Linked DNA regions of Homo sapiens: region 2 is linked to region 1. Evidence: read pairs that join two places in POLR2A ChIA-PET (ENCODE). Cell type or tissue: CD4-positive, alpha-beta T cell. All regions are shown on one strand. Links, peaks and the distances in the headings refer to the core of each region. The heading gives the core; the rest is flanking DNA.

Region 1 (6,879 bases), core at 2,882-5,381:
AAACCTGCCCCTCCTATGTTGCCTTTTTACCCAGCCCTCCAAGGTCAGAAACGGGGGATTCCTTTCCTGCTGCCCCCTCTCCCTCACCGCCCACATCTAGGCATTACCAAGCTCTGTGAATTCTGCCTCCTTAAATAAGCCTCCAGTGTGCTTATGTGGAACCTCGCTTTCTAGTTCAGTCTTCCTCTCTCCAAAGGCCCCCTGATCTCCCGGTCTCATGCCACCCCCTCCAAAGGTATCATAGTCCTGTTCAAAATCTGAATTTGGCAATTCTCCACTGCCTACAGGATCAAGTCAGAGCTTCCCTGCCTCCATAGCCCCATTCCCAGCTTTCCCCACAGTATATATTATGCTCCTTCGGAGCTGAATGACTCAATTTGCATTTCCCAATGATGCTGTGTGCCCAATGATGCTATTACCATGCCTTTGCCCAGGCTGTTCCTTCTGCCTGCAGCATCCTTCTCTCAGCCTCTCCCCTCTTTACCCCTTTCTAGTCATTCCTTGCTTCTCATCAGTGTTGCCTTTCCTGATCGCCCCAGGCAGATTTTCTATTTTCTTTCTCCATGCCCCTGCATTGCACCTTGTAGAAACTGCCATCTAACATCTGCTGAATGGACTTGTAAGTACTTAAGGGGTTCCTTTTCTTCCAGACCCAAGCTCCTTCAGAACAACAGTACTGTTTGGTCATCTCTGTCCCTTAGCATAACGTTTGGCACCAAGTGGGCATGAGTAAAAAAGTGTTGCATGAAAGGGAAACTGAGTCCCAGGGAAGCAACTCTGGAAGGGTCCCTTCCACATTTAAGTAATGTGGTCTCACCCACAGCCTCATACATGTTTGGCCTTTAGCACATCTACAATGAACAGTTGTCCATAGGGATAGGTTGCAGTGTCAGTGGGACTAGCTTAAGGCTTCATTGAGCACCTGTGTTTGGAAGGCAGTGAGCTGTAGGTCATAGCTTCTGCCTTTAGGGAGTTTACCCTTTTCTAGAATGGACAGATGCATATGCAGTTCTGATACCTTGGAAGCATATGCAAATGCAGTGGGAGCATTTAAAAGCAGAGTTGCCTTATTGGTTTGGGGAAGGTGGCATTTGAGTGAAACTTTAAGGATTTTGCCAGACACAGGAGTGGGGAGGGTATTCTGCAGGACATGGTGGGAACAAAGGTTTGAAGGTGGGAAAATGATCCAGCCTACAGCTGGAGTTTTAGCCGCATTGAGGGGAGGGATTGGGGCTAGATCAGAGCCTTGAATGCCAGGCTGAGGAGTTTGCCTTCTGCCCTGTAGGCTTGGGGAGGCCCAGAAAACTTAGCAGCAGGGTAGCTCTGTGGCCAGTACTGAACCTGGGTCAGGTACTTGGAAGGATCACGGATGGCATGCACAGGGTGCGAGCTGGATGGGGTCTCACATTCATCCACTTCTTGTCATTCAGGACGAGGTAGCTGCCTTCTTCGTGGCTGACCTGGGTGCCATAGTGAGGAAGCACTTTTGCTTTCTGAAGTGCCTGCCACGAGTCCGGCCCTTTTATGCTGTCAAGTGCAACAGCAGCCCAGGTGTGCTGAAGGTTCTGGCCCAGCTGGGGCTGGGCTTTAGCTGTGCCAACAAGGTGAGCCCTGCCCGCACGGTGCACTGACCCTCCATGCCCACTGAACACACACATGGCCAGGCTAGTCCAGGTGGGCTCTGGGGAGCAAGAGGTACCTGTAGTTGGTCCTTGCCCTCTGGGAAGACCACCCACTCAGGAGGGGTCTCAAGGGATGAGGGAGGGAGAAACGAGCATGGAATTTGTCAGCCTTGAAGTTCCAGATTGGAATCTTCTTTGTCCCTGGTAGAAAGCTCATCTTTTTAATGGAGATTTGCAAATTTGTTTGGCACAGAGCTATACATGATGTTCTTCTAATTAAAACAAAAGCGTCTCCATATTGTTGGTTTCTTTTCTTTTTCCTTTTATAATCATAATAATGTGTGGCGGTGCATTTTCTTAACTAGTCCTTGTAGTTTTGTTGTTGCCACCAATTCTGTCTTTCTAATTTGATTTCTGCTGTTGTCTTCATTCCCTCCTGCTCTCTTTAGATTTATTTTTTTCATTTTTTGAGATGGTGTCTTGCTCTGTCACCCAGGCTGGAGTGCAGTGTTGCCATCTTGGCTCACTGCAACCTTCGCCTCCCGGGTTCAAGTGATTCTCCTGCCCTCAGCCTCCCGAGTAGATGGGATTACAGGTGCACACCACCGTACCTGGCTAATTTTTTGGTATTTTCAGTAGAGACAGGATTTCAGCATGTTGGCCAGGTTGATCTCAAACTCCTGAACTCAGGTGATCCACCCGCCTCAGCCTCCTAAAGTGCTGGGTTTACAGCCGTGAGCCACCGCGCATAGCCACTTTAGATTAACTTTACTTATCTACTGTCATTCAGTATCTACTGAACTCCTACAGCGTGTAGTCACTGTGCTAGGCAGGGCTAGCAATACAGAATTGATAGACTGCTGTCCTTGAGTTGAATGCTTAGTTTATTTATTTCTATTCTGTCCTTGCTAGATAAAAGCATTTAAGCTATAAAGTTTCAACTAAGTAGAGCTGAAAGTATCTCATTTATTGATTCAGCAAATATTAATTGGGCATCTCTTCTGAGGCCAAGCATTATTCTAGGTGGGGATTTGGCAGTGAACAAAATAAAACAACAAAAGCCCTTCCTTCATGGAGCTTGTTTACAAAAAAAAAAAAAAAGATGAAATAAAGAAAATATTTAGTATTTTAGATGGAAAATGCTGTAGAGAGAAAGCAGGAAAGGGAAGTAAGGAATGTTGGGAGAGAGGATTGTACTTTTAGATAGTTTGGCCAGGGAATGGTTCACTGAGATTTGAATACAGACCCAAAAGAGCCAAGGGATCAAGCCAGGTAGATAACCAGGGAAAGGGCATTTCAGGCAGCAGGAACAGCAGGTGCAAAGGCCCTGAGGTGGGAGCAAGTCCAGTGGGCACTGCTTTGTGATATTGTCATTAGCACTATTTTCTTGGTGGTTAGTAATGGTTGCGTAATATGGCTGGATGTTGTGAGGAGAGTTCTAGAAAGGACTCCTGGAGTCCTGGGCAGGATGACAGGGCTGGAGCGACTCCAGGTTGGGGAGAGGTGTGCACTTGGCCGGGATGGTCAGAATGAGCAGGTTAACCTGTAGCAGGGACCGAATGTTAATGCCTTTCATGGTAGATGAGGTGCTTCCTCTTATCTTTGGGCTAGTTCATGCTTTGCACACCTCGTTTTGTGCATGTCTTCCACGAAGCTCTGTGAGGCACACAGTGGGAGAGACTGCCGTTCTACAGTTGAGGAAACCATGGGGTCAGCCATCTGTGGGTAGCAGAGCCAGGACGTCCTCGTTTCCCACTTCTTCCTGCGGTGCCCTGGGCCTCCACGTGGGATGAAAAGGAGCAGGATCCTTTCAGTCCCCGAGGTCTAGGGTGAAGAACAGGACCAAACCCCACTGCCTAGAGTTTTCTGCTTCAGGAACCCCAGGGGGAGGAGCTTGGTTCTGTAGAAGAAAGGGCAGAGTGAGGTGTTAAGGCTGAGAGAGACCTTGATGACAGCGGGGACTGGAGAAGCATCTGCCCTTTGCTGAGTGTGTCTGTTGTGTCAGGTACTTTGCCAAGTGTTTTCTGTACACGATCTCATTTTATTCTCACAACAGCCCTGTGAGGTAATTACTATTTTTTTTAATGGGGATTCTGACCGTAGCCTGGTGAGGACACATTTAACGTATAAGGAAATGAGAGATGGAGGTTCCGCATCAGGGTGGTGGCAGCTTGAGTCCTGCTGAGTTGCCTTGGACTCTGTTTTTTCCAAGGTGGCTGGGGAGAGGATGGCTGAGCTGGGATTCAGCCAGTGATGGATGCCCTCAGCCAACTGCAGGGGCGAGGAGAGACTTAAGCCCCCTCCCTGTGATGGGATCATGCAGACCCTTTGGTGCGCTTCTGGAGAGGTGGCTCCCCGACTTACAGCTTTTCTTGGAAGGCCAAGGCTGCCCTCTTCTGGTCGTCTGTAGTGGGTGGCCATGCTTAACAGCGTTGTGCCTTAGTGGACACTGACCAAGGGCCTGGCGTAAGCTAGGGCTGGATGTGCAGACAGACATGCGTTGGACGGGGGCCAGGGCCACAGCTTGCTCGGGGACTCTGGTCTACCCAGCCACCTGCCCGAGGACCACTGTATCATCTCTCCTGTCCCAATCGCTTGCCCTCTGTCTCCCTCAGCATCCTCCCATCTTAAAAAGCCTTTGCTGGGCAGCACATCCTCTTCCAGCCCAATCCCTTGCTCTCTTTTCGTGACCAAACTCAACCAAGTTGTCTGCACTTGCCTGTCTGCCCCCATTTTTTCTTTCCTTCAGTACTCCTTCCTTAAGCCATTGCTTCCCAGCCTCCACTTTCACTACTCCAAAGAATTTTCTCTTACCAACATCCCCAGTGAGCACTTACCAACATCCAGTGAGCACTTTACTTTAAACATGGATTGTGAACTAATAATACATGCAAATAACACATTGATTCATTCACCCCAAAAGAAACTAGGACATCAGCTTTATGTCTCCATAGATAATCACCAGGATGGTTTTGGTGGATATGTAGTATTTTTTTTTTTTTTTTGAGATAGAGTTTCGCTCTTGTTGCCCAGGCTGGAGTGCAGTGGCGCAATCTCGGCTCACCGCAACCTCCACCTCCCGGGTTCAAGTGATTCTCCTGCCTCAGCCTTCCGAGTAGCTGGGATTACAGGCATGTGCCACGATGCCCGGCTAATTTTGTATTTTTAATAGAGATGGGGTTTCTCCATGTTGGTCAGGCTGGTCTCGAACTCCCGACCTCAGGTGATCCACCCGCCTCGGCCTCCCAAAGTGCTGGGATTACGGGCATAAGCCACTGCACCCAGCCATATATATATATATTTTTTTTTGAGACAGAGTCTTGCTCTGTTGCCCAGGGTGGAGTGCAGTGGCGTGATCTCAGTTCACTGCAACCTCTGCCTCCCAGGTTCAAGCGATTCTCCTGCCTCAGCCTCCTGAGCAGCTGGGATTACAGGTGCCTACCACCATGCCCGGCTAATTTTTTGTTTCTTTAGTAGAGACAGGGTTTTACCATGTTGGCCAGGCTGGTCTTGAACTCCTGACCTCATGATTCACCTGCCTTGGCCTCCCAAAGTGCTGGGACTACAGGCATGAGCCACCACACCCGACTGGCAATGCATTCTTTAAAAAAAAAAAAGACTCAACAGTAACATATGGTCCTACTTTTAAAGGCTTCAGAAGTGTATAAGATGAAAGAGAACACTGCTTCGACCCCACCTCATCAGGCACTTCTTATAGCTGAGACAGCTCCTTCCTGTCCAGACACATGTCTCGCTGTGAGACGAGATTTGCATTTACAGGAATAGCTTTCTAATCTGCATATTGCTCTCCATCCCTTGGAAACGTTCTCCATCCTCACCTCTGCAGGTCCCGGGTACCATCTCTCCCCATCTTCTGCCACTCTCTAAATGGTAGCATTCTTCTGAATTCCTAGGCCTCCCTGTCTTGTAAACCCTCCTTCTTCTCAGAAGAAGGGTTATCTCCTCCCATGGCTTTAAATACCATCAATATGCCACTGCTTCCCACATTTTAATCTCCAGCTCAGACCTATATATCCAGTTGACTTGATACGAGGAGATGCCTGGAACCCGGCATGTTCAAATGTGCTCCTGATGTCCCCTTTCCCCGTCATGAAGGGCCCCCTCAGTCTGCTGGGTGTGGGAGTTCCCTCTGACGTCCTCGTCCTCATCACCACATGCAATCTATCACCCAGCTTGCCAGTCCCACCTCCAGAACACATCTCCCCACTTTTCTGGAGCTGGCTCTGTCATCTCCCCCAGGGCGATGGTGATAGCCACTGACTGTCACTGTCTATTCCCCCAGAATCCCCTTGGGCCCTCCTTCAGGTAGCCAGATAGACATGTAGACCTTATATTTAAAATGCAAATCTGACCATGTCGTTTCCCTTCCTAACCCTTTAGACTCTTTCCCATCACATGCAGGGTAAAACATGTTTCCTTGGCAGCTCTGCCCCTCTCCCTCTGACCTCATCGTCCTCACTGCACTAACTTGCTCTTCTTGAGCCACTGCAGCATTCTCTGTTCCTTGATCAGGCTGAAGTGCTCAGCACTGCTTGCCTCAGAACCTCTGCACAGACCACTTCCTCTACTGGAAAGATTCTTAGATTCTTTCCTTCCCTCTTGGCCTGGCTGAGGCCTCCTGCAGGGCTCAGTTTAAATATCTAACCCTGAAGTTGTCCTTTGCCTCTCACACCCAGGTCTCTTGCAGCACGTACTTTTTCTTCCCAGCTCTTAACCACTTGTAATTCCATCATTATTCAGCGCTCATTTGGGACTGCCCTGCCTATCTTTCCCACCAACCTGAAAGCTCCATGGTCTCAGAGACCCTATGTGCTTTAGTCACCACTTGTTTTATTAACACCTATCACAGAGCCTGGCAACTCAATAGATGCTCAAAAATACCCGTCAGTGCAGCATTGAGGTTGCATTCCCCATTACAGCAGTGAGGTTAAGAGCTGGTGTGCTAAGGTCTGACAGTTAGAATCCCATCTGTGCCACTTAGAAGCTGTGTGATTTTGGACAAATCACTTAGCATCCCTGAGCCTCTGTTCCCCACCTTATAAGATTATTAGTAAGGTTAAATGAGAATGTATATAAAATACTTAATGCAGTGACTGGCATAGGATATGCCTTCAATGAATGACAACACTTATTTAAATATTTATAATTAGGCTGAGTGCCTTGGCTCACAGCTGTAATCCCAGCACTCTGGGAGGCCAAGGCAGGAGGACTGCTTGAGCCCAGGAGTTCGAAACCA
Region 2 (6,879 bases), core at 2,100-4,599, 100 kb before region 1:
GCCACATAGAGGACTGGGTCCTGCTGGGGCAGGGTTCCAGGCTACTGGGGCTGGCACCGCTGCATTTTTCCTTCCTAAGAGTCATGTCAGTGTGTCTGTCAAGTCAGGCTTGACGTCTTACCCCAAAAAGCCTGCTGTACTATTATGAAATTTAGAAAAATGAGCCCAAGAGGGAGGGGCCCTGTCAATAATTAATAATAACAACTATTATTTCATGTTTATGGCACATTAACCTTCCTACCAGGCACTGTGCTAAGTGGCTGACACGTGAACCCATTTGAGCCCCGTAACAGCCCTAGTAATAAGGTTCTATAGCTTTGGAGCCAAATAACACTAGATACAAATCACAGAAATGCCACTTTCCAGCTGTGTGACATCAGGGACATTATTTACATTCATTCAGTAAATACTTTTGAGCACTTACTATGTGCCATATTTCAGTGAACAGAACAAAGATCCCTGCTCTCTTGTGATGTTTACATTCTACAAGGTAAAGCAAAGTGTAAACATAATAAATATAATAAATTATAAATACACATAAATAAACTGTGTTAGAAAGTGGTAAGGGGAAGATACAGTAGAGCAGGGAGGAGACAAGGAGTGCTGATGCAGCATCAGTGCAGGGAAGAGGCAGGATGAGTTGTTAAACAGTGGTGTCAAGGAAGGTCTTGCTGAGAAGGTGCTATGCATACAAAACTTTAAGGAGGTGAGGGAGTTAGCCATGTAGGTAACTGGGGAAACCCTTATTAAGCAGAAGGAACAGCCAAAGCAAACGCCCTAAGTGTGCTTGGTGGTTCCAAAGAGTAGCCAGGGCCGGGTGCAGTGGCTCACACCTGTAATCCCAGCACTTTGGGAGGCCAAGGTGGGCGGATCACAAGGTCAGGAGTTCAAGACCATCCTGGCCAACATGGTGAAACCCATCTCTACTAAAAATACAAAAATTAGCTGGGCATGGTAGCGCGCCCCTGTAGTCCCAGCTACTCGGGAGGCTGAGGCAGGAAAATCGCTTGAAACCGGGAGGCGGAGGTTGCAGTGAGCCGAGATCGCACCACTGCGCTCCACCCTAGTGATAGAGCAAGACTTTGTCTCAAAAACAACAACAACAACAAACAAACAACAACAACAACAACAACAACAAAAACAAAGAGCAGCCAGGAGGCCAGTATGGTTGAACAGTGAGCCAGGGAGAGAGTCCTCCCTACCCATAATGTTGCCCCAGTGATTCTTTCTTATACTTTGTTCTGTGTTTCCTTCCTTGCTCTTCTCATAATTTCCAAGTATTTAGTTTACTTGAGTGTTTGCTTATTTCTTGTTCTTTTCCTCCACTAGCCCTAAGTTCCTTAAAGTCAGAGAACATATTAGTTTTACTTGGTGTTGACCACAGAGCCTGGGACATAAAAAGCACTTAAAGTTGAATTAATGAATAAACCATCCATCCATCCATCCATCCATCCATCCATCCATCCATCTAGTCACAGTTATGATAGAATCTTCCCATCATGTAGATGGGAAATAGTAATTTCTCAGGGTAACTCTGGTTACCCTGAGAGTTCTAGTTCAGGACATTAGCAAGAGAGTTAAACTGCCTGGGTTCCAGTTCTGGTTCTACTGTTTACTGGTTGTGTGATCTCAGGCAAGTTAAGAAAAAAACCTCTCTGTGCATCAGTTTCCATATCTATCAACTGGCAAAATAGTAGTATCATTCTCTAAGGGAGGGTTGTAAGCAGTGTAAACAGCACCAGGGGTATAGTGCTTATGTATGTGTTTTCCCTATGCAGTCTAGCCATGAGCGTGAGGAATCCACTTCCTTCCTCCTGTACCAGATCCCAAAAGGGCAGAGAGAAGGGCAAGGGGTGCCACGGTGAGTGAGGCTACAGAAAATCCCTAATGCGTGCTGCCACATCTGTGCTGTGTGTTGGCAACTGGGGGTGGCCCTAGGGTCTTCACTGAAGTGGCATTCTGGGGATACTGTTCTTGATGTGTAGCCCCCAGCCTGATCCTCTGGCCTTTTTCTGCTAGACAATCTTTAGTGGAATCTTACTGCTTGCAGTTGAGAAAGTTGACTGATACAGATGTTAATACTGAATACCTATTTCTTTTTTTTCTTCTTGAGACGCAGTCTGGTTCTGTCGCCCAGGGTGGAGTGCAATGGCGCGATCTCAGCTCACTGCAATCTCCACCTCCCGAGTTCAAGTGATTCTCCCACCTCAGCCTCCCAAGTAGCTGGGATTATAGCACCTGCCATCATGCCCAGCTAATTTTTGTATTTTTAGTAGAGATGGGGTTTCACCGTCTTGGCCAGGCTTGTCTCCAACTCCTGACCTCAGGTGATCCGCCTGCCTCGGCCTCCCAAAGTGCTGAGATTGCAAGTGTGAGCCACCACGCGTGGCCCTGAATACCTATTCCTATGCCTGATACCTTACATTCATATTTTTATTTTTTTTTGAGATGAAGCTCCGCCTCCCGGGTTCACGCCATTCTCCTGGCTCAGCCTCCCGAGTAGCTGGGACTACAGGTGTGGCTAATTTTTTGTATTTTTAGTAGAAACGGGGTTTCACCATGTTAGCCAGGATGGTCTCGATCTCCTGACCTCGTGATCCGCCCACCTCGGCCTCCCAAAGAGTTGGGATTACAGGCGTGAGCCACTGCGCCTGGCCTACATTCATTATTTCATTAACTCTTTACACAGACCTGAGAGGCAGACATTAACCCCATTTTACAGATGAAAGAACCAGCTCAGAGAGGTGGAGTAACTTGATCAAGGTCATGTAGCCAATGACTGGCAGAGCCAGGGTTCAGGCCCAGGGTGATTCCTAAATTGCTCTCTCAATGTGATTAAAGGCCCCAGCAGGATTTTCTCCTCCAGCACTTGCTGTCGGTGATGACAGAGCACAGCTCAGCTCAGCCAGAAGGGAGGAAATCGTGTGAATCTCGTCCCTAAGCAAGAAAGAGAAATGGGTCGGGGCAGCCTGGGAGAGTTCTAGAACCTGGAGGGGAACTGACTGTGCCTAGCCTAGGTAAATGCTTCAAACATGAGGAGTCCTGTCCCTACTGCCCCTAAGACCAGAGACATTTTCTCTCTGAGGTCTGAGCCCAGCTATCGCTGAATGGCCTGATTCTCATGAAAATGTGGAGATAGAAAACATCTGGGGTGGCTGTGGTTGCCAGGCAACAACCAGCCATTCACTCTCTTGCCAGAATCAAGGAGGCTGTCTGATGCTGACAGAGATAGCTGCATCTGAGGCCTGGAGACCTAGATTTTGGTTCTGATTTGCTGTGTGGTCTGGGCAAGTCCCTGCCTTTCTCTGAGCCTTCATTTCCCATTTTTTATGTAAAGAGCAGTCAGACTTACAAGTGGCAATATGAGCAGGCATCAGATGGTCAGAATTAGAGTGATAGTGTGGCACAGGCAGAGGACCAGGGCAGGTCATGGGTGAGGGAAGACTCAGTTCTCCTTTCCATCCTGCCCTAGGCTATCCTGACTCTGGTTACTAGCTAGGGGCAAGGGACATTTCCTTTCCCACCCTGAGCTAATTCAGGCCACCCAGACTCCATCCCAGGCTCACCCTTGCAGCTCAGAGTCTAGGAATTGTCTTCATACCCACAAATTAGCACAGCCACCACCTACTTGGCCAACTTTTCCCCATGGGGAATTTCCTCAGTTCCTGCTGAAGTGAAGCTACCCAGCTTTGGGTGTTTCCCTGGACACCCATCAGAGGACCTTCTGACAGTTTGCAGAGATTGCATTGATGGTAAACCCTGAGGATGGTGTGTTTCGCAGCAATCAGCAGAGTTAACATTTTCTATTTCACATCCATTACAAAATATGACAGAAGCTGCCATTTGCTGGGCCTGGCACAGCCTCAAATGCTTTATGTCTGTAATCTCATTTAATCCTCATACAATCCAGGGGGATAGGAATGTAGGTCCTATTGTACAGATGAGGAAATGGAGCCTCAGAGAGGAGAAGTGATTTGCCCAAGGTCCCAGTAAATGGTGCAGGCAGGACTCCCACTCAGGGCCACAGTCTGGGGTTTAACCACTACAGGACACTGCTTCCTCACAGTCCCACCAGACAGCATCAGAGCTGGAAGGGCTCCACCTGCTCCCAACTTTACAGATGGACAAATCGAGGCCCAGAGGGAAGAAGTGACTGGCCCAAGGTCATGTAACAAGTCAATGCTAGAGCAGATTCTAGGACTGCTCTGCTAAAAGGCTCACCACACCATTCCAGAAAACAAAAAGTGCCTCAGGCAGAAGCAGTGGATATACCAGAAATCTCATTTTAAGAAATCCATAGCATTTCCTAGGAAGTCAAACAGTGCATGAGGTTCACAAGACAAGGATCTTGCAGAGGTTCTTGAGGTTAGGGCAGAGTCCCAGCATTCCTCTAGGCAGTAAGGGGCCTGTGGGTGTCACTCTTTTGGTCCTACAGATGAAGCTGCAACTCCAGCTACTGGCGGAGGTGATATGTATGTCCAGAATGTTCTCGACTGCCTTGCCTAGCTAATGCCTACCTGTCTTCAAGTGTTAGTTAGAAGTCACTTCCTCTGGGAAGGCCTCTGTGAACCCCTAAGCTTGCCCCACTGTAGATTCTCATGGCCCTAGCTCTTTTCCATAAGAGCACTGTCCTCGGTTTGCCCTGTGGACTCACATCAGAGGCACATTTAACTAACACCAGCTTTACAACTTATCCTCCAACCACCCAACTCCAAAGATGCCACCCCAGAATTTGGTATTATCCTCACAAAACCAAACTCACCTTTTAGCATGCGCTAAGCTGATAATGCTGAATATAGAAACAGATTGGAGTCACCCCTGCAGATACCAGGAGCACTCCTGAATTCTCTGCTCAATCTCAATGCATCCCTAGAGATGGGGTCATTTTCTTAAAGGCAGAGAGGCTTCAATGTCCAGGTATCTCAAGACAGCCTTTCCTTCAGTTACTTATTTTAGCATACAAAAGAATTTGAAGATGGAAGAGGGGACCACCAGCCAAGGAATGCAGCCCAAGAAGCTCGAAAAGTTATGAAAACCAATTCTCATTGAGCATACAAAATAATTGAGCATACAAAAGAATTATTGTGCAGTACAGGTAATTTAAGAGCTTTATTTTATTTTATTTTTTGAGACGGAGTCTCGCTCTGTTGCCCAGGCTGGAGTGCAATGGCACGATCTTGGCTCACTGCAACCTCTGCTTCCCAGGTTCAAGCAATTCTCCTGCCTCAGCCTCCCGAGTAGCTGGGATTACAGGCGCCCATCACCATGCCCAGCTAATTTTTATATTTTTAATAGAGACGGGGTTTCACCGTGTTGACCAGGCTGGTCTCAAACTCCTGACTTCAGGTGATCCGCCCACCTTGGCCTCCCAAAGTGCTGGGATTACAGGCATGAGCCACTGTGCCTGGCCTAGAATCTTTGTTTCTGTTTATTAATTGAGAAAAGGAAGTAACCATTTTAGTTAAACATGAACTTCAGAGTCAGAAAGATCTTGGTTCAACTTCTTCCCTGAGAAAACACCAAAGTGCAGATGACTGGTGCAGAGAGAGGACTCAGAGGCCCTTGGGGCCCTGGAATGGGAGGTCATAGTGGTTTCCACGGAGGCTTTGGCAGTGGCATTGGGGCCTGGATAGTGGTTGGGGTCAGGGCCTGGGCCATGGAGCTTGCAGAGGCAAGGATGAAGATGAGGAATGGATGCCTGTCACCAAGTTGGGCTACCTGGTCAAGGACATGAAGATCAAGTCCCTGGAGGAAATCTAGCCCTTCTCCTTGACCATCGAGGAGTCTGAGATCATTGACTTTTTCCTGGGGGCATCTCTCAAGGATGAGGTTTTGAAGACCACGCCCGTGCAAAAGCAGACCTGCGCTGACCAGCATACCAGGTTCAAGGTGTGTGTTGCCATTGGGGACTACAGTGGCCACGTTGGTCTGGGTGTTAAGTGCTCCGAGGAGGTAGCCACGGCCATCTGAGGGGACATCACCTGGTCAGGCTCTCCATTGTCCCTGTGCAGAGAAGCCACTGGGGGAATAAGATCAGTTAGCCCCCACACCATCTCTTGCAAGGTGACAGGCTGCTGTGGCTCTGTGCTGGTGTGCCTTATCCCTGCCCCACTGAGGCAATGGCATCACCTTGGCCCCTGTGCCCAAGATGCTGCTGATGGCTAGTACAGACCAGTGCTACACCTCAGCCAGGTGTATTGCGTCATAACAGAAAGAAAAAGTACTACCCCAGCAGAGAGCCCACAACCTAAGTACCCTGGAGCTGTAAGAGCTGAGAAATCAGCTGGACACGGTGGCTCACGCCTGTAATCCCAGCACTTTGGGAGGCCGAGGTGGGTGGATCACAAGGTCAGGAGTTTGAGACCAGCCTGGCCAACATAGTGAAACCCCGTCTCTACTAAAAATACAACAAATTAGCCGGGTGTGGTGGCACGCGCCTGTAGTCCCAGTTATCCGGGAGGCTGAGGCAGGAGAATCACTTGAACCCAGGAGGTGGAGGTTGCAGTGAGCCAAGATGGCGCCACTGCACTCCAGCCTGGGCAACAGAGACTCCATCTAAAAAAAAAAAAAAAAAAAAAAAGCTGATAAATCATGGGCATAGCATAACCCAAAGCTGCACTGCCACCTGGGCAACTTCGCCAAGGCCACCTTTGGTGCCATCTCCAAGAATTATAGCTATCTGACCCTCAACCTCTGGAGAGAGACCATATTCATCAAGTTTCCCTATCAGGAGTTCACTGACCATCTCATCAAGACCCAGACCAGAGTCTCTGTGCGGAGGACCCAGGCTCCAGCTATGTATACAATATAGAGTTTTGTTTTGTTTTTGTTTTTTGAGACAGGGTTGCCCAGGCTGGAGTGCAGTGGCATGGCCACAGC

What was found. ChIA-PET counts read pairs that join two places held together with the same protein. Peaks named below come from ENCODE experiments on the same cell type or tissue, not always from the same donor. Only the 100,000 strongest peaks of a DNase experiment are listed, where the experiment ranks them.
Region 2: POLR2A ChIA-PET joins it to region 1 with 5 read pairs; 7 of 35 experiments call an interaction of 5 or more read pairs at or near these places.

The regions. Positions count from the first base shown.
Region 1 is chr1:33,082,524-33,089,402 of GRCh38, forward strand. AZIN2 (antizyme inhibitor 2) reads left to right here. Exons shown (of 12, transcript NM_052998.4): 5 at 1,431-1,604. Among named protein-coding and RNA genes, the nearest start is that of AZIN2, 4.8 kb to the left of the region's middle. RefSeq lists an enhancer at 1,573-2,072. In CD4-positive, alpha-beta T cell, for the core only: no CTCF peak of the experiment used is centred there; a DNase peak (open chromatin) is centred at 4,018.
Region 2 is chr1:32,981,431-32,988,309 of GRCh38, forward strand. It overlaps the pseudogene LOC100419257. Among named protein-coding and RNA genes, the nearest start is that of RNF19B, 20 kb to the left of the region's middle. RefSeq lists an enhancer at 1-334. In CD4-positive, alpha-beta T cell, for the core only: no CTCF peak of the experiment used is centred there; a DNase peak (open chromatin) is centred at 3,211; H3K27ac peaks cover 1,585 bases.